2 separate regions of the Mus musculus genome follow, and region 1 is linked to region 2. The links are chromatin loops, found by intact Hi-C in ENCODE. Cell type or tissue: left cerebral cortex. All regions are shown on one strand. Each heading gives the region's core, and the rest is flanking DNA. Links, peaks and the distances in the headings are about the cores only.

Region 1 (10,891 bases), core at 2,237-6,236, 78 kb before region 2:
AGACCCTGCTTTTATTTCCTACAACACCAAAACTAAATGTCTGACTAGTCAAACTATTTGGCTTCCTCTCTCTCATGTTTTGCATCTATAAAATGGGTACACAGCTTAGCTCATGTGTAAGCTGAGACGTCTCAGGGAGATGATGAAGACATACATGAATGAATGAATGAATGAATGAGTGAATGAATGAATGAATGGGATCTACCATTCCACACACACACACACACCCCTCCAAACACACACACACACACACACACACACACACACACACACACACACACACTTTCCCTTACTACAAAACACTCTACTGTTCTCTTTGGAAGATTTAAAGTGATCTCACAGGCAGTCCCAAGCTCCAGCTATGGTCAGAGGCGTTTGTTACAAGCGAAAGTGTGTGAGGAATACAGGCTCTTTTTTCTAGCCTTGACCCTAAGCAGCCTTCTCAGGCCACCTTACTGGCCTTGCAGTGAGGACTGTTCCCTAAGGAGGCACTGCCTGCAAGTCTAGCCCTGGTTTATCCAGATAGTTGAGCTGTCACTGATAGCCACAGTGTCTGGCAGGGCGCACGGTCCTAGCCCTCCTGGAGTTACCATGAATAGGCGAGCAGTGTTAGGATTCACACAGAGGTACAGCATCCAGTTGGCACCTCTCTGCTTGCTCATGATGCTCTTCTGTTTTTGACATGGAACAGATCACATACACCTTCTAGATGTGTGTTCATTTTCCTAAGAAGGAATGGAATTGGCTTCATCTACCACACAGCAGGACCTCTGGGAAGCTAAGGATTTTCAGGACACACAAAGACAGGCACCTCCCAAAGCCAGGCAGCTGAGGGATTCCGCTCTCCATAAAGGCAGTAGTAGCGTGTGCTTTTGAACAATTTGAACACCAAAGTCACTTTTCCTACCTTCCAGCAACTGTCTTCAAGTAAAAGAAATCCCCCAGCGTGTTTTGCTCACAGAGGTACAAACTCACTGAGCGGCTGAACTTGACACTCAATAACCAAAAGGCCACTGAGAGTTGAAGGCCGTAGCGTCACTGCGGCCAAGCTGCAGTGGGAAGCAGTTAAATTGGTTCACTGACAGTCACTGGTAGACAGTTACCATTTCCTCTGTGCTGGGAATTTTACCTGGTTAATCTGCTTAGTTTTGTGGAATACAGCCAATAGCATGAAGATGATGATGATAATTAATAATAACTGGTACTTAATGAAGGCTCTATACGTTCAAGCTTTTTTATATAAATTAATTCAATCTTTTATTCTCCATATAAAATAAAGAGGTTTTGGGTTTTTTTTTTTTTAATCTTCTTTGACACATTAGGCAAGCAAGCTACACAAGATCCTCCTGCTCAAGGTCACAGGCACATGGCTAAGATTGGAAATCTGGTTACCTGGCTTCAAGACACTTCTCACTTCCCCTGCTTGTGGCTATGTATCAAGTAAGCATTAGATATGAGCTTCTTGGAACACAGACTGAGCCACCCTGCTGCCCCCCCCCCCCTGGTGCCCAGCACTGTAGCCAGACTTGGCATTGCTATAAGAGAACACACTGGATACCTCAGCAGCCCTAAAGACTTTTCCACATTACAACTCCCAGAGGCCTGACGAAGCTCTGAGATGAATGGATTTCAGAGCCTTTGCTTTTCCTGACACCACAACCTCCCACCTCCAATCAGTCCTGGATCCACCATACAGACAGCACTAGTTTAATCCAAGAATAAAATTGGTTACATAAGCACACAGCAGACATGGGGGTGAGCAGAGGAACAGCCTGGGAGCAGCATTTGGCCACTCTCAGTCTCCAAAGTGTAGCCTGTTCACAGAACTTTTCATCTCCCCGTGAGCATCCCTCCGCACGCAAAGTTTCCTTCATCTTCTCTCCTTGGTGCTTTCTATATTGTATTTTATTTTGGTCGTGCGCATTATCTGAAGTTACCATAGCAACGCGTCACCAGCTGCTATCTCATAGTAATGTTGGCATTTAGGTAGCAAGCTCCTGGAGCTGACTTCCTTCCTTCTGTGTTCTCACCTCTCCCACCAATCCCAGGTGAGCGGGGTGCCTCCCAGCAGCCAAGCCCCCCTCCTTGATTTTGTTCTCCAAAGCAGAGCAAATGATTGCTTTGCCTTCTTTGCCACAGTTTACTCTAGCACCACAAGAGTCTCAACTCTGTGTGTGTGTGTGTGTGTGTGTGTGTGTGTGTGTGCTCTAGAGTGTGTATGTGAGTGTGTGTACCTACATATGTGTGTTTGAATTAAAGGTTGCTAAGTAGGAATGGTTAAACTGAATGTTGTATGCAGAACTATTAGTATTTCCAATAATAATATGATATGGAAGAGACTTTTAATACAAAGGAGCCAGGGTAATGATTTGGGGAGAGTTCCTACCAAAACTGAAGTCGTCTGCTATGTTGCTCACACACTATCGGTTTCCTCTTGTTTCCTTACCAGCACATAGTAAAGAGAGCCTGACTGGTTGTCCTTTTCCTCAAAGCTTCAGTTCTCTCCCAGATGTGCGAGACCTCTGAGTGTAGTGATGAGCCGGATTAATTAAAGGACTTGATTGTCTCAGATAGCCGAAGAAGGTCCTATGCGGCAAATATACCCCTCCACTCCAGCATTAAGTAGCCCCTCATCAGCCAAGTGCCTGCAATGATTGCACTTATTTTTACACGTTTGACCTAGTTTCAAACTGTGTCTCTTCATGCTGTGATTCATTAGCCACATTTTAAACCACCCGATTAGAGCGAGGTGACTCTGCCTGCTTTGCGCCAGAGACTCAGATTCAATTTCTCTCTGGAATTTAATATGCAAGTCCCTCTGGTACTCTGTTTTAAGAAGCAATTTCCTATCCGGGCACCTGGCATGCTGCTTTGGTATGGATGAGTGGCTGCCTCATGCCGTGGTAGTAAATATATGTCGATTATAGAATTTCTGCCAGGAATAAAAAGAAGAGGGTTCTAATTGGCTCAGATTGCAGGGAATCCCCCAACTCCCCGAGAACCCCATGCAACATTAAGGCTTTTCTAGGTCATTGGAGGGGATGGGAGTTTGAACTTTTAATGATATAAAGTTGGAGCAGCAGTCGACCTTAGGGCTATGTTGGCTGCCAGGGCAAATAGTCTGATTGTCACCCCAACCATCCTTCCCCAATTTCTCTAAGCATTTTAGATACGGCAGGTATGAAAGTCTGGTCTCAAACTTGTGAAAATGGGAGAGGGCCAAGACACACTTGCCATTTTGAAGACAATCTTGAAAGGGGCTAGCCGTCAGAGAAGCACTAAGTGATTCCATTACTCCTTCATTGCATGAGAAATCGTGAATGGCTATTCAATTCAAATGACAGAGCCTTTAATGAACCTACTGCCTGTGGCTCGTTCTACTTCAGGGAGTCTGTTAGTCACATCTGTGTGATCACCTAAGGATCGATACCAAAGTGAGCTAGGCTGTGGTAGAAAAATCAGGATGCTTCCGGTTCAAGATAAAGCAGTCAATTTTTGATTAACAGGCAAATGCAAGTGACTTGTCTAAACTTCCATGACAGTGCATGCAAATCCTAGTGAAAGGCACCCAACCGGGCTTTTCTACATGCTGATCTGGACAAAGAAATTAACAAGCTGGTAAAGTGACTTTGATTGATCTGTGAACTCTAACACACTGACTGATTCCTAATAAAACAATAATGGTTTATTTCATAAAATGGTCAAACTCTCCAATGAAGAATGGAAAACCCCTCTCTCTTTTTTCATTATTTAAAGATAGAAAGAAAAAAAAGGCAGAGAAGTTTCCTTAAACAAACCCTAAGAGAATGCAGCCCGTTCGAGGTAATTCCAGCAACTTGAGCTCCTCTGAGGTTCGCTCTTTGCATTTCCTCCTCTTCCAATTCAAATCAAGCCACTGGGAATAACAAGCCTTGCGGATCGAGGCGTTTGGGGCAGCCTGCAGTTCTGACAATGGTGGATTTTCACCACACACACCCACACAAGCTCACAGTCTCAGCACTCATTTAAACCAAAGATTTAAAGTAGACTGCTGTCCAAGAGACAACAGCATTTTTTTCCTACAAGATCATCGATTTAAAAAAAAAAAGAAAAAAGAAAAAAAACAAAAAAAAATCAAACCTTCCCATATCTCTTACCTCCAAGCAGTGGAATTACCTGCAGAAGATGCCGCCCCTTCCTTGTACAACGAGCCAGCCTTTGACCAGAAGCAAGATAACTCCAAACGAAGGAAAAAATAAGCCCTTTATATTGTAATTTTCACTGTTTATATGCAAGAAGTGTAGTGGGTCTGCTCACGTAGGAATAAATAAAAAGCCGAACAAACTGCACAGCAGCTACCATGTGAAAAGAAAAGCCCTCTAGTGGCCACAGGATGAATTCTTTAAGGAAGGGAGAGAAGAGAGGAGACGGAGGGAGCAGGAACTGAGGAAGCCCAGGTAAACACACACACACACACACACACACACACACACACACACACACACACACACACACCACACACACCTACCTCTAGCTCTTCAAACTCTAGAATCTCCCTTCCCTACATTTAGGCTACCCAGAGGTATGAAATCCATCTCTTAATTTCAGTGCGACCTTGTTAAGTTAGCCAGGATGCAGCTGCTTCAGCCTGGTTTGAAAGAGTTGAGTAATTTCACAAACTCACTACTACCCACCCTGGAGGTCTCGCCAGGAAATAACAAGCAGGTGGGATCCCCAAGGCTTTGGATTCCTACACTCAAAGTGGCTAGAGCCCCCTGAAAGTCTAAGCTTGGTGCTTTGGGCCAGATATCCATGTTTTCTAAACATGGGGTGGGTTTAGCGGTCACCAGCTTCTGTGCAGGTGACCTGCTTAGTCATCGAGTTCCTTCTTTTAAAAGGCCACTCAGCTGTTCCAAAATGATCCATAATACTTTTAAGTGAGGACCCTACATCTTTGCCTCATTCCGTTCTATAGCTGGCCCTGCTGACTGAGAAGGCATGACACCCCTAACGTCCTAATTGAAAAACACCAGGAAGCAAACGAGAGCCTGTACCTATGTTAGCTACTTTGGCAAATGAGTGCATGGAACACATTAAGCAACCTAAGAGACCTACCAAAGAATGCAGAGGGTACTTCCTAGGGGCCATAAGCACTGTCCATCACTCGAGCAGACCTACAGGCTGGCTGATATACAGGTTACATGCATGCATATTCAATATTTTTAACAACAGGAGACTTTTTTAAACAAAGGCCACAGACTGTCAGATACACACACACACACACACACACACACACACACACACACACACACAGAGAGAGACAGAGACAGAGACAGAGACAGAGAGACAAGAACAGAGACAGATAGACAGACACAGAGACACACACTCAGGTATCACACACCTTTATTTTTCAAATAAAATTTCAAATAAAATTTCAAATGAAATTTCCAAGCCTATCTTCAGCAGTGGGAGTCCCTGGACACTCCTTGTATCCCACCAGTAACCAGGCAACCTTCAAAAAAAATCTGGCCTGGCCTGGTTCACAGTGAGACCTCCTCTGGCCAAGATGGTCATCCCTCTAGGATCTTACAGGAAACAGTTGAGAATATTATCTCAGCCCTGCTTGATTAGTGACCAGTGTTTCTTTACCAGCTTCCAGAATATATCCCCTCAAGTGCTGTTTCTATATGCCAGCATGCCCCAGCACAGACACTTAACACCCTGGGAGGGAGAACACAGGAGAGACTGAGTGATGCCTTTGGTCCATATGAGGCTATAACTCATGCTTCTCCACTTTCAGGGTTTCTTCAGGACCCACCTCCTCCTCACATCTCTACCTTGATTTCCCTCTTGTCTGACTCCTTTCCTCATGGACATTAATCACGCTTTCCCGACTAAATAATAAACTCACGAAGAGCAAAGGTTGTCTCTCCGCATCTCCTTTATCTTCTTTATCCGTAAATAATGCCAATCCTGGTAGGTGTTAGGTTCGCTCATGGCTGATTGATTCATGGTGATCCAGTAATGATCTCTCTGCAGAGACTTGCCATGCACTTAACAGTGCTGTTGGAGCTGTTGGTCTTTCCAGGAATTCCTCTGGGAGTGGATAAGGGCACAGATAAGACTATGGGGATTCATGCAGACAAAATTATTTACCAGGAAAATGAAACTGACTGCCCCTGAGAATCTTGGCTAACATAGGCTGAGTCTCCCAACATCCATAGAGTGCTGTTTCCGAGGTACAAACAGCACAGAGGTGGGGTGAAGAGGGGGACAAGGGGGTTCTGCTCTTAGTTTTGTATCTGGAGCTCCTAGCACAGCTACAGGCACGTAATGGGTGTTTAATGAATGTTTTAAAATGAATTAGCGGTAAGGACATTTCCTCTTAGGGAGTTGTTTTACATGCCAGCAAGAGGAGATGCTTTGCTGCTGGGTGGTCCTTTATGAGTGCGGGGGGTGGGGGGGCTGTATATTTTCAAGTTTGATGTCAAGGAGACAGAAAGGACAAATTTCAGTGCCTTTGTATTTTTCATTATGTTTTGTAGAGTCACTTTGTGGCGTGTATGACAGCTATCTTAGACCAGATGGGCGACCAACACTATTCATTTTACATTGAGACCTTCCAGACCAGCTCAGACCTTGTGGTAAGTCTGCAGGACATGGCAGGGGGTTGGGAGGAGGCAAGAAAGGCGTGGCATACCAAGCTCCTCTTCTCAAGAGTTTGGGGCAAGAAGGCCCCCTACAGATCTCAAGCGTGTGTGTTGCAGATATGATATACGAATCTGATTCCATTTCTAGAACGTATCTCCAGCCCATTACAGCTGTGTGCTATGGCTCCCACATCTAGATTCCCATTAGCAAACAGACATTTGTCGATGAATCATGAGTTCTCTGGAGCTCAAGAGTCTGAGTGTCCGAGTCATAATATTTTAGATTGGAATCCTAGCTAAGTCACTGTGTGACCACAGGCAAGCTAACTTCTCTCAAGCCTCAGGTGTTTTGTTTTTCCAATCTGGGAGCTAGGGATGACACTATCTGTGTCACGGGCTTTGAATCCGAAGTGTAACAGTAAAAGCACTCAGGAAATGCAGCTGTCACTATGCTGTAGCCAGTGTACAGAGAGAGCTGGTTCCTGAGCTCAACTCACCACTCAGGACTCGTCTGCTAAGCCCACCACCATCGCCAGGGAGAAGCCACAAGCTTGGCTTTGTGCCAAGAGTCTAGTACATAGCATGTGCTTGATACCTTGTGCTAACCTGTGGGTTGACATTACCCCGTTCTGATGTGGAAGCTTGGACTTTATACCACAAAGGTGATTTTTTTTTTCCTAGAAGAAAAAATTTGCTAGAAATAAGCCAATACCATTTCCAGACTTTCACAATTTAGTTTAAAAGCAGTGTTTTTGAAATAATATTCTGCATAGCCCCCTCACTACCCTACCATATACACACATCACATATCACACCACACATACACAAACACACCATATATATATATATACACATACATACCATGCCATTCACGCATGCACACACATACACACACACACCACAACACACCAAACATACACCATTCCACACACACTCACACACACAATTGCACACATGCTCACAGCACACACACACTCAGCACACTCACACAAGCACATATGTATGTGCACACACAAGTACACACCACACATACATCACACATATACACTATACCACGCACACTCACACACACCTTGCACACACTCACACACAATTGCACATACACTCACACACAACCGTACACACTCACAGCACACTCACACACAAACAGGCACACTCATATACATATACAAACACACACCCCAAACGAAGTTAATCTGTCTTTATCTGTTTCATACATTGGGTTTTAGGTGAGATTTTCTCTGAGCAGAGGCTGCAGTGAACATGACAAGCGCGGCTTAGGGAAAGAACTGCGGATGGGTGGGTTCACTCTGCATTCGAAGCTTTAGCTAAATCACCTAGGGGATTCGACTTCACTACCTGCAGCTCAAGATGCTCTTGGTACCAGTGGTTCTTGACTTGGCTGTCTGGATCTGTACTGAACTTATTTTCCCTAGAGATAAGGATGAAGGCTAGCCTACTGCAAGATTTGCTGGAGAATGTTTCAATTCACTTTGAGCCTCTTTAAAAAGAGGAAGACCCTTGTTACCGCCTGTCTTTATGACTTGACACACACATGTGACACTTGGATTAGCTGTGCCTATACATTGCTAATTATATGTTCATTTAAATAATAGTGTATTTGTTCAATGACCCGAGACTGTACCATATAATGTGGATTATTTACCTCTCAAATACGTATCTGGGAAGATGATTACGAAATCATCAGCAAATACATTTACTTCTTTATTCTTAATGACAGAACCAATAGTGCTATAGTTGCAGAGAACATTTTCAGTCATTGTTCATATTCCGCTTGTACCTGTGAGGCAGAATCTTAGTAGCGGACTTATAAATTTCCATTTCTAACTGGTTGTGATGACTTTGAATTCCTTGGCAAAAACCTAGGCCCCTTCCCAAACCTAACCCTCTAAAAGAAAATGAATATTCAGTCACCACCACCAATATCTAGACACTCAAAGTCAGTCCCTGTGAAGTGAGGTGACAGGTGTGTTTGGCACTTTTATAGGACTTCTTGATGGAGACATTCATCATGTTCAAGGACCTCATTGGGAAGAATGTGTATCCTGGGGACTGGATGGCCATGAGCATGGTCCAGAACCGGTAAGGTGCCCAGCACTTCCAGAACACCGCCTTGTCGTGTGCTCACCGTTTATTTTAAAGAACACTAGCAGCCATAGAAGGGAGAAAAGACATTAAAATTTTAATAGGCCCTTCCTTTCTGTGCACAAACACAAGGAAGAAAGAATTCACCAATTCTGAAGCCACTCTAAATAGCCACAAACCTTCTCTGGTTTTCAAGTTGCTGTCAAAATGTGATACTCTGTGATAGGAGAGTTTAGGGAAGTTTTATACAACTATGTTGTTCATAATAAAATGTTTTCTGGGTCATATATTAGGTAAGTGTCTAAAGCACTGGGTTAAAAATTTTAAAGGCTTCCACATTACAGGACTTGGGGTGGGGTGCTTTCAATATGCAATTATGATCTTCTACACTGAAGAATAGGGGGCGCATTTTACAGATGAATCTGCCTTTGGGACATTGTAGGGTGTAACTTAAACATTTTTTGTTTATTTATATAATCCCTAACCATGTCTCACAGAATATCAATGTAACCCAAAGATAATCCAGACCCCACATGAGCAATCACAACCTGAGATAAATAATTAGAAATGATTCCAACCTTCACGATTGTGTCTCTAATACCATCTTGGCAAGGTACACACAAATCTCATGACTCAGCCATTCTAATAATCCCTTCCTCTACTCCCCCCCCCCCCCACACACACACTGTCTTTTGCACGCTGTAGCTCCCTTGTTCTGTCTCAGGATCCCATTCTTATGTCCCACCCATGTCCTCTCTTGAGTAAGGCCTTCTCAGCCCCTCCCTTCTTTCTCTTCCCCTTTCCTACGGCTACTTACATTTATTTCAGGCCTGTACCATACAAAGCCCTTCATCTCAAAGGGGTTTCTAGTTTTATCTCCCTGTATCTACCACCTCTGTTCTTCATTACACAGGCCAAGTATTGAGTGACAAAGACAGAGATGTCCCCAGAGAGTGACAGAGAAGAAAACCCAGAATATTCTTGAGTGAAAAGACTGGATGAGAGACTATGCGCATTTACATATTAATGATTTTGTCATTGCATAAGGTCTGAGATCTGTCTCTTGCATGCTAAGATCTAATTGCAATACCTGCTGATCTCTGGAAAACTGTTCTTCCAGTCCCTGGATGCCTAAGTGCCCACTGTGTGATAGACACCTGGCTACCGTACTCTTGGACTGACTTTAGGACTGCAGGAGGGGAGGAGGAATTGGTCAAGGAAAAAGAAGGCATCTGTCTATACAGTTTTGCTTATTGTAGAAAGAGGGAGCTCTTCCCAGCAACACAGTGCCAAGGAGCATCCAGCCCTAGCCTAGGCTCACTCTGCCTGGTTCGCATCTCACATGCTGAAGGCTGGCCTTGCAATAACTAACATGCTGGTGATAATTCTCCTAGGCACACTGTGGGCCAGAAGTGAACTCTTCCCTGACCTTGTGTCCTGCCAGCTTTCTGAGCATGAGCCCTGTGGAGGAGCATAGTCATTCATACTCGGAAGGCCCTGTGCTTGGTTTAATGCTCACGTGCTACCATCTCTTGACTTGTAATAATTTTTAGACAGTGGGATCCCTGTTTTCTGTTTGTTCTGGCTCCATAAGTTGTCTAGCTGCTCAGATATAAATGGTCACTCATCTTGAATCGAGGTAGAAGCTATATGCAACCCTGAACGTGGTCCTTCACTGTGTGCCAGAAAGATAAACAGATAGTCTGTCAAGTTATATGGAGCATTCAGGGGATAGTACAGGGTCATTTGCATTTGGGATATATCCAACTTCTCCCTGTTGTCTAATTACCTACATGCTTCAGATCACTTAAAAACCTTAGAGGACTGGTCTCATGCTCGGCTGTATCCAGGTGTTCAAATGAAGATCGAAGAAACCGACACCTCTCCCTCTGTCTTTTCTCTGTTGGCTTCACTCTCAAACAGACATTCCCTTTAGAGGGATCTAACTACACTCTACAGGTTGCAAGTGTATCTATTTAATTTTATTATGCATATGAGTATTTGGCCTGCGTATATGCCAGTGAGCCACTCGAGTGCCTGATGCCTGTGGAAACCAGAAGGGGGCATCAGGTCCAGGGGCAGTTGTGAGCTTCTGTGAGGGAGCTGAGACTGGAAGCAGAGGCCTCTGGAAGAGCAGCTAATACTCTGAAGAGCTG
Region 2 (10,891 bases), core at 4,157-8,156:
GTTAACCTTTGCAACCAAGAACAGCTTAGTTTCCCTCTCCAACTCTGATACCTACTGTCCTTGGGCATGTGAATTGAAGGAAGCAGAGAGAACGGACCAGAAGGAGGGCAAGGCTAAAAACTCTCAAATCCCACTCCCAGTGACATACTTTTCTCAGAGAGTCTGAACCACTTTCCAAAAGAGTGCCACCAACTGGGACCAACTAATCCAAAGCCTGAGCTTATGGGGGGTCATTCTTACTCAAACCACCACAGAGCCTTGCTTCACATGTCCTTGAGCACATGCACGGACTGGCATCTGAGGTGACTTTAAGTGGAGCCGTCTCTGTTGCCTGGCTTTTGACGAATGTTTGTGATGGCTTTGATTTTAATTTCTGCTATCAGCAGCTGACACCCATGCCTCCCTCCAAGTGCAGCACCCAAGTTTCACTCACAGCTATGTTCCTTCCCTTCTCAAATGCCCATCTGTGGAGAGCCAAAGCTCTTCCCCATTCAGTCTCTGTTCCTGGCAGCTATAATGAGAAGTCAGGTTTTCAGATGCAGAAATAGTCTCAGAAGTGCACAGGCAAGCCAGCCAGTAAGCTTTACCATTTCTCTCAGGACTTAACTTCAAAGGTTCTGTCTTCCAGACATGTCCAGTCTGTTGTCAGCATTCAAGTGAAGTGCTACACAATTCAGCTGAGGGGTAGGTTTTCCTTAGAACTCATTCTGCACCTCAGCCTTGTAAAGCTCCCCAGAGTTGGCTTGCATGCAGGACACAAACTTGAACATGGGTCTCAATGTTATTCAATAGGTCAGGCAGTGTTCTCTTCCAGTTCATACTCTTAAGTGTTTGTGTATGTGTATGTGAGTCAATGTGCCTGTATGTATGCAGGTGTGGGTATTATAATTTGAATAATGAATTCAAATTCAACATAATTTGAATAAGATGGATATAGATGTTCCCCAAAAGTCTGAATGTGAAATATTTGTCCTCCAAATAATGCTGTTAGTAGGTACTATGAACTTTTAAAAATAGGCAGCTCCTTGGGGAATTTCTTAGGTTAAGGATTGGGAGCTCCGAATATCTCACTTTCTCTCCTGGCTTGTGATGGGAGAGTCTACACTGACACAACCTTTCCAGCACTGCGTCTACTGCCTTTACCTGAGGTCCAACCCAAGGAACTGCCTGATCTCAAACTCTGTCCTCTAGAATCATGAGCAAAATAAACCTTTCTTTCTTATAAGAAAATTGGCACCTGTATTTAGTTATAGTAGCATGACACTGACTAATGCTATGGGTGACAGAAAGATAATGTTAGTGACAGGAAATCTGCTCCCAGACCTTCTCACTGCATAGGCTTCCATCTCTGTCTTAGTTACTTTTCTATTGCTGTGAAAAGACACCATGACCAAAGCAACTTATAAGGAAAGTATTTATTGGGGTTCATGGCTTCAGAAGGTTAGGCCCTTGTGACCATTATAGTGGGAACATAGAAGCAAGCAGGCATGGTGTAGCTAAGAGTTTACATCCTGACCCTCAAGTTGGAGGCAGAGAGAAAGATCTGGCTGGGAATGATATGGACTTCTGAAAGCATGACTCCTCCAAGGCCACACCCCCTAATCCTTCCCAAACAGTTCCACCAAATGAGGACTGAGTATTCAAATGTAGGAGCCTCTGGGGGCCATTCTCATTCAGACCACCATAATCACTGAAAGCAACACTCAGAGAAACAGTTGGGGAAGCTGTATTAGATCAATAATTATAGAAATAACTTCAGAGTGTGGCTACAGAGTCTGACTGCTCCTCTCATACATGTGGTAGGTACAAGTAGTGGAGGCATTTCTCAAGAACTGTGCAGTGTCAGATATTGTATTGTCTGAATTAATCTTCACAACATTGCCAATGAGGCAGGCACAACATCACCATCATGATAGACATGATAAATTTAGCTCCCTTCCTCCATGCAAGTTTCTCTGATTTCTTGTCTCTTCCCTCCTATCCTTTCCCACTGGTGATCTTCCCATTTCAGAATAACTGCTACTTTCTATCCTAACATTCATGCGCATTAATGACAACCCTTCCCAGTAGGTTTCTGAGGTAGGCTTTCTTATTCCAGTCTTACCAGCAAGTCAACTGGGGCTCACAAGGGTTAGGACACTTGGCCCTGTATTACATGGGTAGACAACCACAGAGCTGAGACTTAGCACACTCTGCTCATTGTACCAGGTTGTGGTCAGCAAACTGGGGTCTATGGTCTGCCTTTCTGCCTGCTTCTGCTCTTGTGAAGACTGTTTGGGACAACCACACTTTCCTGTTCAGTTTTCTTGGCTGCTGTTTCTGCCTGACAGTAACAGAGTGGGGTTGGTGCAGCTGAGCCCATCTGGCCTGCCAATCTAAAATATTTACTCTCTGGCCCCATTGCAGAGATGTTTGCTGGTCTCTAGTTTAGTTTTGACTCTGGACCATAAGCTTCTGCAAACTTCGATGTTTGTCTGTTGTCATTAATGCCATTAATTGATTTCTAAGATGTATGGGGGAAGAGTTCTCTGCCATTTCATCTTCCCTTGAACTTGTGGTCTCAGGGCCTGTTGTGTGCTGAGCTGGGTGCTCCTAGAGCAAGCTCTCTTGATTTCTCTTGCCAGTAGCATGCACAATAGCTTCCAATCAGTATGTGATGAGTTGGTTTGATGTGTGTTTTACGCCATTAACTGGGAGAGAAACCTTCCTGGGCATATTCAGCCTCTGAAGTTCTAGCAGAGCTGGCCACTTCCTGCCTATATTTCCCCAGAGAAATCCTTTTCCTCTAAGTAGAAAGCTGGCCAGCCAGCCTGTCCTTGGCCAGCAGACAGCCCAGAGCTGACTCATTACCCTCAGATCCTGCTGCAGCCTGGGGAGCAGGGGCTACCTTTGAGTTCCTACCCTAGTGAAATCAATACCAATGATTCTGATTCAGTCGGTCTCTCAGGCCACCTGCTAAGGCTCTTCTGCCAATCTTGTTTTCAACAGACCACAATTAGTCCTCTGGAGAATGCCATCGAGACTATGTCCACAGTCAACGAGAAGATCCTGATGATGATAAACCAGTACCAGAGTGATGAAAGCCTCCCCATCAACCCTCTCTCCATGCTCCTCAATGGGATCGTGGACCCTGCTGTCATGGGAGGCTTCGCCAAGTATGAGAAGGTAAGGGACCTTGGAGCTTATCCCCCATGTCCATCCTCGCTTGATCCCAGATGGACAATTAGCGTTGTTGGACATCAGGTTTCAACCCGAGTTCCAGTTTCCTTCCCACCCTGACTCCACACTTAGAAGAAGAAGAAGCAATTTGCCAAGGGTCTCCATTCCTTTGGTACCTCCAAGAATCTCTGTCAAGAAACAGCTGAGAGATGACTACAAACCATAAGCCATGACATCTGGTAAACCCATCTCTTCTACAGAGGTTTTGAAATAACAGACACAGATTCAGAGAAAGAACAAAAAACTCAGAATCTAAACATGTGAAAATCTGGGAGCCCAACTCCCTAGGTCTAGGCACAATCTATCTAGATTGATTGATGAAAGTCACAGGGTCCCTTTAGGAAGCCCCACATATTTGGGCCCAAGATTATATATTTGACCCTCCTGGTGTAGGTGGCCAAAGGGAAATAACACCAGCTATTTGAGTCATAGTGGGAGCCCCTATTGTAATGGCAGTATGCCAATAAGGACTAGCATGACTTAGAATAAAAAGTCCTGAGCTAACTTCCAACTCCCAGAGCCTGAATGAGGAATGAACAACTCTTTCTACAGAACCTCACTGTGCATTCTCTGTGCTTTGTCATTTGGTGCAACGGCAAGAACAGCCCAGTGTGCACCAGTTCAGAGTTAGTGATAACCATTGCCCATCGTTGTGGCTACCCTCACACATCTGTGGTCACCCTTGGCGTAGCCTTCAGAGTGGTCATATGATACAGATGGGGGATTGTGAAGAGAGGGGAAGGGAGAAGTGGAGGAGCCCTGAGGGAGACTGGGAGGCAGGCTTGAACAAGCACCAGGAGAAGTTCCTCCGGCAGCTCTCTTCCTCCAGCAGTGATCCCCTGCACCTCAGTATCCTTCTCAAGCTCCCTAACACAGGTATCCCTGTTCTAAACCTCCATCCGACTCAAGCCTCCTGAATTCTGGTTCAGTAAAACCCAGATGGGACTAGAGAATGTATGTCAAGTTCCCAGTTCAGAACAGTTTCCACGGGAGCTGCTGCCGGTCCTGGCACCCCATGGTACCAGAACTTCCTTGGAGTCTGCAGGCTCTTTCCAGTGAGTGCTGATATCTCTGCAGCCTCCAGTAAAAAAATTGTAACAACATCAGCTACGGCAAGGTCCACCGCAATGCCCGAGTCCTTGAAGTTTCTCTCACATCAAGTTTTCTCTCAATGCCAGAGACCATGTGTCCTACCTGATAAAATATCCTAAGTCCCCACCTGTGTCCCACCCCCATCCCAGGCCTTCTTCACTGAAGAGTATAGCAGGGAGCACCCGGAGGACCAGGACAAGCTGAGCCATCTCAAGGACCTGATTGCATGGCAGGTAAGGCCTCACTGGGCATGGGAACATCCATCCAGGCCCTCTCCCTTCCCTCTGCTCACCTGGCCTGGGCTGACTCCACATGACCTTCTGCTCCTTACCTCCATCCTCTTCTGATGCTGGGTGACACCTGAGCTGGCTTACGAGGACACATATTCAGGGCACCTTACCCCTGAGTGATGCCTAGTGCTGGCAGCAATAGATGCAGTGTTAAAGGTGGTTGAGATTGCTTTCTTTGATGTTAAATTCAGGCAGTAGCTTTTCACAGTGGGGGTTCAAATGAAAAACACCCCCCCCACACACACACACACTCACACAGCCACCACCAGCTTGCACCAATCAGACAATAGAAGGTTTGCCCCCTCTGCCTCCACCTCCTTCTATGTGAGGCTGACCCAGTTTGTTGCAGATAGTGTGCAGATGGATATCAGGTTCTGCAGATAATTGAGGTCTTTGTTGGGCTGGCTCACGGTCAAAGGGTCCACATCTGCCTAGCTCGGCCAGATTCCAGCCCCGGGAGCTGTTATTTATCTGCCTCTGTATCCCATCTTGCTGTCTTCTTCTTGCCCACCTTTCTTCCCCACCTCCTTCTGTGCATCTGTCTGCCACTCTTAGAAGCTCTTTGCTTCTCTCCTGTCATTTGCCTCTCTCTGCCTCCTACACCCTCATTTCTTCCTCCCCTCTCTCTGCCTTTTCTTTGCTCTCCCTTTCTCTTTTGTCCCCCCCCCCCCTTCCAAAGAAGAAACAATCTGCTGGATCCCTCCCTTAGGAACTTTCAAAGAGCCAGATCCTTCCTGCTTTTAGCCCTTTGACAGTCTCCGCAGACATGTGCTGGGCTGGGCTCTTTGCAGATGGCACACCATTGGACCTAGGAGGGGTAAGATGGTAAGGAGTGAGCAGAAACCTGGGGCCAGGAGTTGCAGGCTGCCCATCCCTGCTCCCCACTCCTTGCCAGTCACCATGCAAAGAGAGGCGCAGTTTCCTTGGTAGGGAGTTTGGTTACTCCAGGGAAATCAGGGACTGAGAAGTGTTGGGTGCCGACTCTTTTCTTAAAATAAGTATTCCTAATTCAGGTCCTTCCCTGCCTCTGCCAATTTATGCAAAGTGGGACTTTAAAAACGAAACGCTGAGCGAGCACTGCAGACACGCTCTCCCTGAATGCATTAGGTGTGTCTGGAATTTTCTCTCTGCTTCCCACTCTGTGCCACCCATGAAACTTAAATATTCCTCAAGTGTTTCCATCTTTCTGGGACCATCTGTATCCTTTTAATACTCAAATAATGGCACTTCCCTTGCTGGCCAATCAGAGAAGCAAGAAGGCGGGCTGAATGGGTCAGTTCCCTGGATACATCTGGGGCACCCAGGTCTTACACATTGACTTTATGCTGCTGACTGGAAGCTGTGAGGATCCTATTCTCAACTGATTAGTTCCCTGTGCAGAATCCACTGCCTTCTGAGTATAGGGCTTAGCCTTGCAGAGCAGTTGTCTCAGGCTACCACTTCTAAGAACATTCTCCCCAAGTGTCAAGGGCTCCACTGAAAGCAGCTTGCATTAGATGCCACTGCCTCTTAGGCTGTGAGCACATTTGGGCAGCGCCCCCTAGTGTCTACCTCTTCTATAGCATGGCCTATGGCTCCCAAGGCCACAGGTTACAGAGGCCATTTCATCCCAGAGGAAAGTGCCCTGAACCATGCCCGTCTTCTACTCTAGCCAGGATCTCTAAATATGGCACCACGGTCGTTCAGATAGTGCAGTCCTGCTGTGTAGGTAGTGTGGCATTCTTGTCATTACACTCAGCAGATCAGCTTGTATGTTTCTCTTCCATCCACTCTCAAAGCCCTTGTTTAGTGAGCCCACACTGTGTCCCAGGCACTGTGCCAGGTAACACAGCAATACAGATGGGCAAACCTGACCCTGACCATTAGAGCTAAACTCTTTGTTTTGTTTTGCAAAGCTACACTCACGGGATTTTTCTAAAGACTCAACAACCATAGACTTTAAAGGGAAATGGGAACTTTTACCAAATCAGAGAAAGCTGAAGTTTCCAATATGCCATTTGTACCAGAATCTGTAGGTTTCAAGACTGGGACCTTTCTAGAGGTTCTTTAAAGATTTGATTGCATGGGACGATGTCTACGGTATAGTATTCTCTCAAGCTTTCTGTTGTGAAACATTACATATAGGAAAGTGCCCACAGAAATATGGTTCTTTGGCTTAGTACCAAGCATCTGCAGACATGACTCCATCACCACCACACACACCTAGACGTGACAGGCTATTTCTGGTGCTCCTCGGGCCGCCTATGTATCCCTGTAGTCATTACCAGCCCTCAGCTAAGCTGACCACTTTCCTGCTATTATAGGAATTATTTCCTAGCATTTTACAAGAGCTCCACTCCCAAGCATGCCTTCGTAGGCATCATAGTTTGCCCTGGATTCCTGCTGACCTACATATAATTGGAACCACCATGGACAGATCTCCGTGTCGGCTAGGCTAGTGATGGACAGATCCCTGTGTCAGCTAGGCTTGTGAAGTTTGCTCATTTTGTTGAACCTTGCTATCATTTTTCCATGCCGTCTAGAAGTCTATACAGATTGATCATGCAATGATACCCAATGTATTAAGTTTTATGCTCATTAGTTTAGTTTCAACTTAGTTGGGGCTCTTGCCTGTATCTTTTTTTGGGTGTGTTCAAACCTGGAAATCCTTCGTCTTAACACAGAGAAAATGTAGCTTTAGTATCTATTGCTAAATTTCTGTCAGCAAAGGTTCATTTATCAACATCATTAAATAAAATATACACTATATCCTATTATGTATCCAGCTTCTTTTATATATCCTTGAATTTTACTAGGTTATAGCACATATCAAAGATTTGACTTTCTCTACATTTTGCCTTGAAAGTATAGAGCATACACATAGTATCTCCACTTATTGACCCATCCTCCTGTAGGTAAGTGTGGGTATACATTCCATTCCCTCGAGGTACATGTAGTAGTAGAATTGCTGGTTCATTTGTGTTCCATCATGCTGGATATAAGAAATAGTTTTCCTAAGTGCCCATAGCAGCTTCCCTGCCTGCCAGCAGACCTGAAAGAATCTAAATCCTTCTCCATTCTCACTTAAACACATGCATTCACACTCACATATGACAAAAGTTAACTTTAAAAATATCACAACCATATTATGTTATCCTTTCTGATCACAGTGGGATAAACACCAAAATACGTAGCGTGATAAGCCTCAGAAGTTATATGCATAGATGGATACTGAATAATGCACTTTTAAATGAATGATGGATCATTGACGATATGAAGACAATCCCTTGAACCCAATGAAAACAGAAGTACAATGTGCTGAAGCCCATGGGGTTTAGCGAAACGTCTATCGCAAAGGAGTGGCATGCTCAGAAAGGAAAATGTGTATTCCAATGCTCTGATGGAATGCTCTGTGGATGTTAAAGTCTAGCTGATCAGTAGTTTAACACCCATAGGTCTTTGATGGCTTCTCTTAGTCTGGTTGGCCTGCTCATGTGTCACTGAGCATCTACTGTCACCCCTTCCTCCCCCTTAATACCTTGAGATTGATGCTAAGCTGACCAATTTTCTTCCTTACCTAAAGTGTAGCACTAAATCTATACACGCTTTCCATTTTAAATCCTACCATATTATCTTTATGGAAGACTCCTTTGGTACTGTTTTTAACCTAACACCTTAAGCTTTCTATAGGTTTCCTCCACATTCATCTGCCCCTTTGTTCCCATGTTCTCGATCCTGCCTGTTAATTTTGATCCTGTCCCCTCTGGGTGAGTTTCCTCCAGTGCCTGGTGACCCCTGCAGATTCCTCCTAATTTCTAGTGAAGCTAATTGGAAATCAGCACGCAAGAGAGAAGGCTTTGTCAGCAAGGTGGCATCATTGCCTGGCAACTGAATGACCCACGTGTTTGAACCTACACACCTACATAGGACACTTACATTCTCTGCAAGCAGATTCTTCCAAGTGTTTAACGGGAAGATGAGTTTGGTTACTACATTGGGCTATCTGGGCATCATGCAGTGGACATCTCCCTACCCATAAGCCACTTTTTATCATCCTTTTTTTTTTTCAGTCTGGTGACAGCTGCTCCTCCTCCTGCCCTTGGGTATGGTACCCCTGAGTCCCCGGTTTCAGGATCTAATTGTTTTATAGGACAAGTCCCTGCTTTTTGAGAAAGTAGAAGCGCATTATACCTAGGTGCAAGTTGAAGCAACGGGCACCTCGGGCAAGGAACTGGCTCTCAGCTTTCCTGGGACAGCCTTGCCTCTACCCCCAGTGCCTCCTTCATTCCTAGAGGCAGGATGGCCTCTTCTAACCACCACCTCCCTCCTCTGCTCTTGGAGGTCAGTTCCAGCCTCTGGCTACCTTCCTCCTGCCCATGCGCTGGCCATATTCACAGCCGAGCGCACATCTCACTGCAGTGTGTGTCTCCCTGCACCTCTCTTCTCTCAAGAAAGCTAAGAGAAGGAGACAGAAATGGTGGAGATGTTTGTTTCTCTAAAAGGATTCTATCCCCTACCCTGGCTGACTTAGTTATTTTACCAGAGGGCCATGCAATTGAGTTTCTCAAACTTTCATTGTAACTGTGAGCTCTGTCCCTCCCCTTCTAGGTCTCTGAGGTTCTGTGCTCTGACCTCTTTTGTGGATAAGACAAACTGTGCCTCTCTTTTCCATTCTTCCCGCATCTCATGTCTTCCTGGGATGTGGCAGCACTTTCTAGAAACTCTCTACTAATAAAAGAACTTTCGGATACCAGCATACCCTTAGCAGCCATGGAAAGTATAATTGGGCCCCATGGTGTAAGACGGGCTGTGGCCTCGCTTCCTGTCTCGATCTTCCCTCTTGCCATGGCTTCTTATCTTCATAATTTCACTTTTATACTCCTGAATACTTCTTAAACAAGACTGTGAGGCAGAGCCCTGGAGAGTCCGCCTTTCTGTTCTCTGAACTCTTGACACTTTGCAGGGTTTTTTGAGGACTCAGATTTCCCCATGTCTGTGGTTTCTAATGCCCGGGACACTCTCAATTCCAGGGAAACTAGAGCAGTGGGGTCATTGTTTCCCTTGACGATAAATTCTAAGGCTACAGCTGTCCCAGGGACCGTGTGGGTCGCTGAGCACCTGAAGGCTTTCCAGGAAGAGTTAAGTCAACTTGAGCTCCTGAGATAGCCCCGAAGCTGAGTCCCATGGCTTGCCACCTCTCTCTTCAGATCCCTTTCCTGGGAGCTGGGATTAAGATCCACGAGAAAAGGGTGTCAGACAACCTGCGCCCCTTCCATGACCGGATGGAGGAGTGCTTCAAGAACCTGAAAATGAAGGTGGAAAAGGAGTATGGTGTCCGAGAGATGGTATGAGTGGTCCCTGTGACTGCAAACAGGGAGGATTGTGGGAATAAGAGCTTAAAGGGGCTGGCAATGGGGGGAACCTTCCTGTATGCCTAGTCCCTCAAAATCACTCCTAAAGGCAAATCAGTTAGAATTGGACCTATGGACCTACCACTTACCCAAGGGACTGTACAATTGTAAAGGCTACATTAGTGAAGCACCTAATATGTGCTTGGCCTTCTATAAATACAGTTGATATATATCAAGTGATTGATATAGGCAGATAGCAACACTTTTACCTACACGAAACTCGCAGCCATGGTGAAAAAGGCTGCCTGTGGGGTGAGCAGCCAGTGTGCAGCAGTATATGGTATGGTGTTGCTAGCCAGGGTGCTTGGCAGTCCATGTTGCCAGCCAGGGTGCTTGGCAGTCCGGGTAGATTTCATGCGTCTTCAGATTACTCTTTCAACTTAACAGCAGGCTCATCCTCTGAGGAACTTCTGTACAGAAGCTTTCAGATGAAGATGCCAATCCAGAGCAGCTAGGTGAAGGGCACAGAGGGCAAGGCAGTAGATGATCCCAAATAGGACACTTCCATGTTGTCAGGACACATCATCCTCTGGCTTATTGGCATGCGATTACCTACCAGGGAGCTCACTAGAGCTTAAGTGTGGAGAATCTTTCCAAAGCTTTCACTACTCAGCCATGATTGAGTGAATCATTAGCCCCGGGCTGGAGATTCATCTCTGTTCCTTGTCTCCTCTCTGGAGGTTGTGTTGATAATATGTGACTCAAAGTCTCATCCCTGTAATGATAGGGTTGGTCTCTCTGGCACAGGCCAGCCCTATTCAAGCCCTCTCATTAGCATAAAGATGGCTCATGAGGCCACTGAATAATAGAGATGCTGTCTCTATGGGGAAACTTAAGGACTAGTGATCTTTCCCCCGGGATTGAGGCTGCTGGTGTCTATCCTGCAGCCCTGTGGTCTTG

Evidence for each region. A loop is a pair of places that touch in the nucleus more often than their neighbours do. Peaks named below come from ENCODE experiments on the same cell type or tissue, not always from the same donor. Only the 100,000 strongest peaks of a DNase experiment are listed, where the experiment ranks them.
Region 1: it touches region 2 in a loop (4-fold over the local background); 3 of 42 quality-filtered maps call a loop at or near these places.

Annotation. Positions count from the first base shown.
Region 1 is chr11:34,308,191-34,319,081 of GRCm38, reverse strand. It overlaps Dock2 (dedicator of cyto-kinesis 2), which reads left to right. Exons shown (of 52, transcript NM_033374.3): 28 at 6,525-6,623; 29 at 8,638-8,732. It overlaps Insyn2b (inhibitory synaptic factor family member 2B), which reads right to left and starts at 4,260. Exons shown (of 4, transcript NM_001025382.2): 1 at 4,137-4,260. It overlaps 4930403D09Rik (RIKEN cDNA 4930403D09 gene), which reads right to left. Exons shown (of 2, transcript NR_167728.1): 2 at 10,696-10,891. In left cerebral cortex, for the core only: a CTCF peak has its summit at 4,331 (motif pointing left); DNase peaks (open chromatin) are centred at 2,561, 2,802, 3,938 and 4,341; H3K4me3 peaks cover 694 bases.
Region 2 is chr11:34,231,803-34,242,693 of GRCm38, reverse strand. It overlaps Dock2 (dedicator of cyto-kinesis 2), which reads left to right. Exons shown (of 52, transcript NM_033374.3): 45 at 2,989-3,165; 46 at 4,461-4,544; 47 at 9,788-9,925. Among named protein-coding and RNA genes, the nearest start is that of Foxi1, 29 kb to the right of the region's middle. In left cerebral cortex, for the core only: a CTCF peak has its summit at 6,140 (motif pointing left); DNase peaks (open chromatin) are centred at 5,017, 5,627 and 6,099.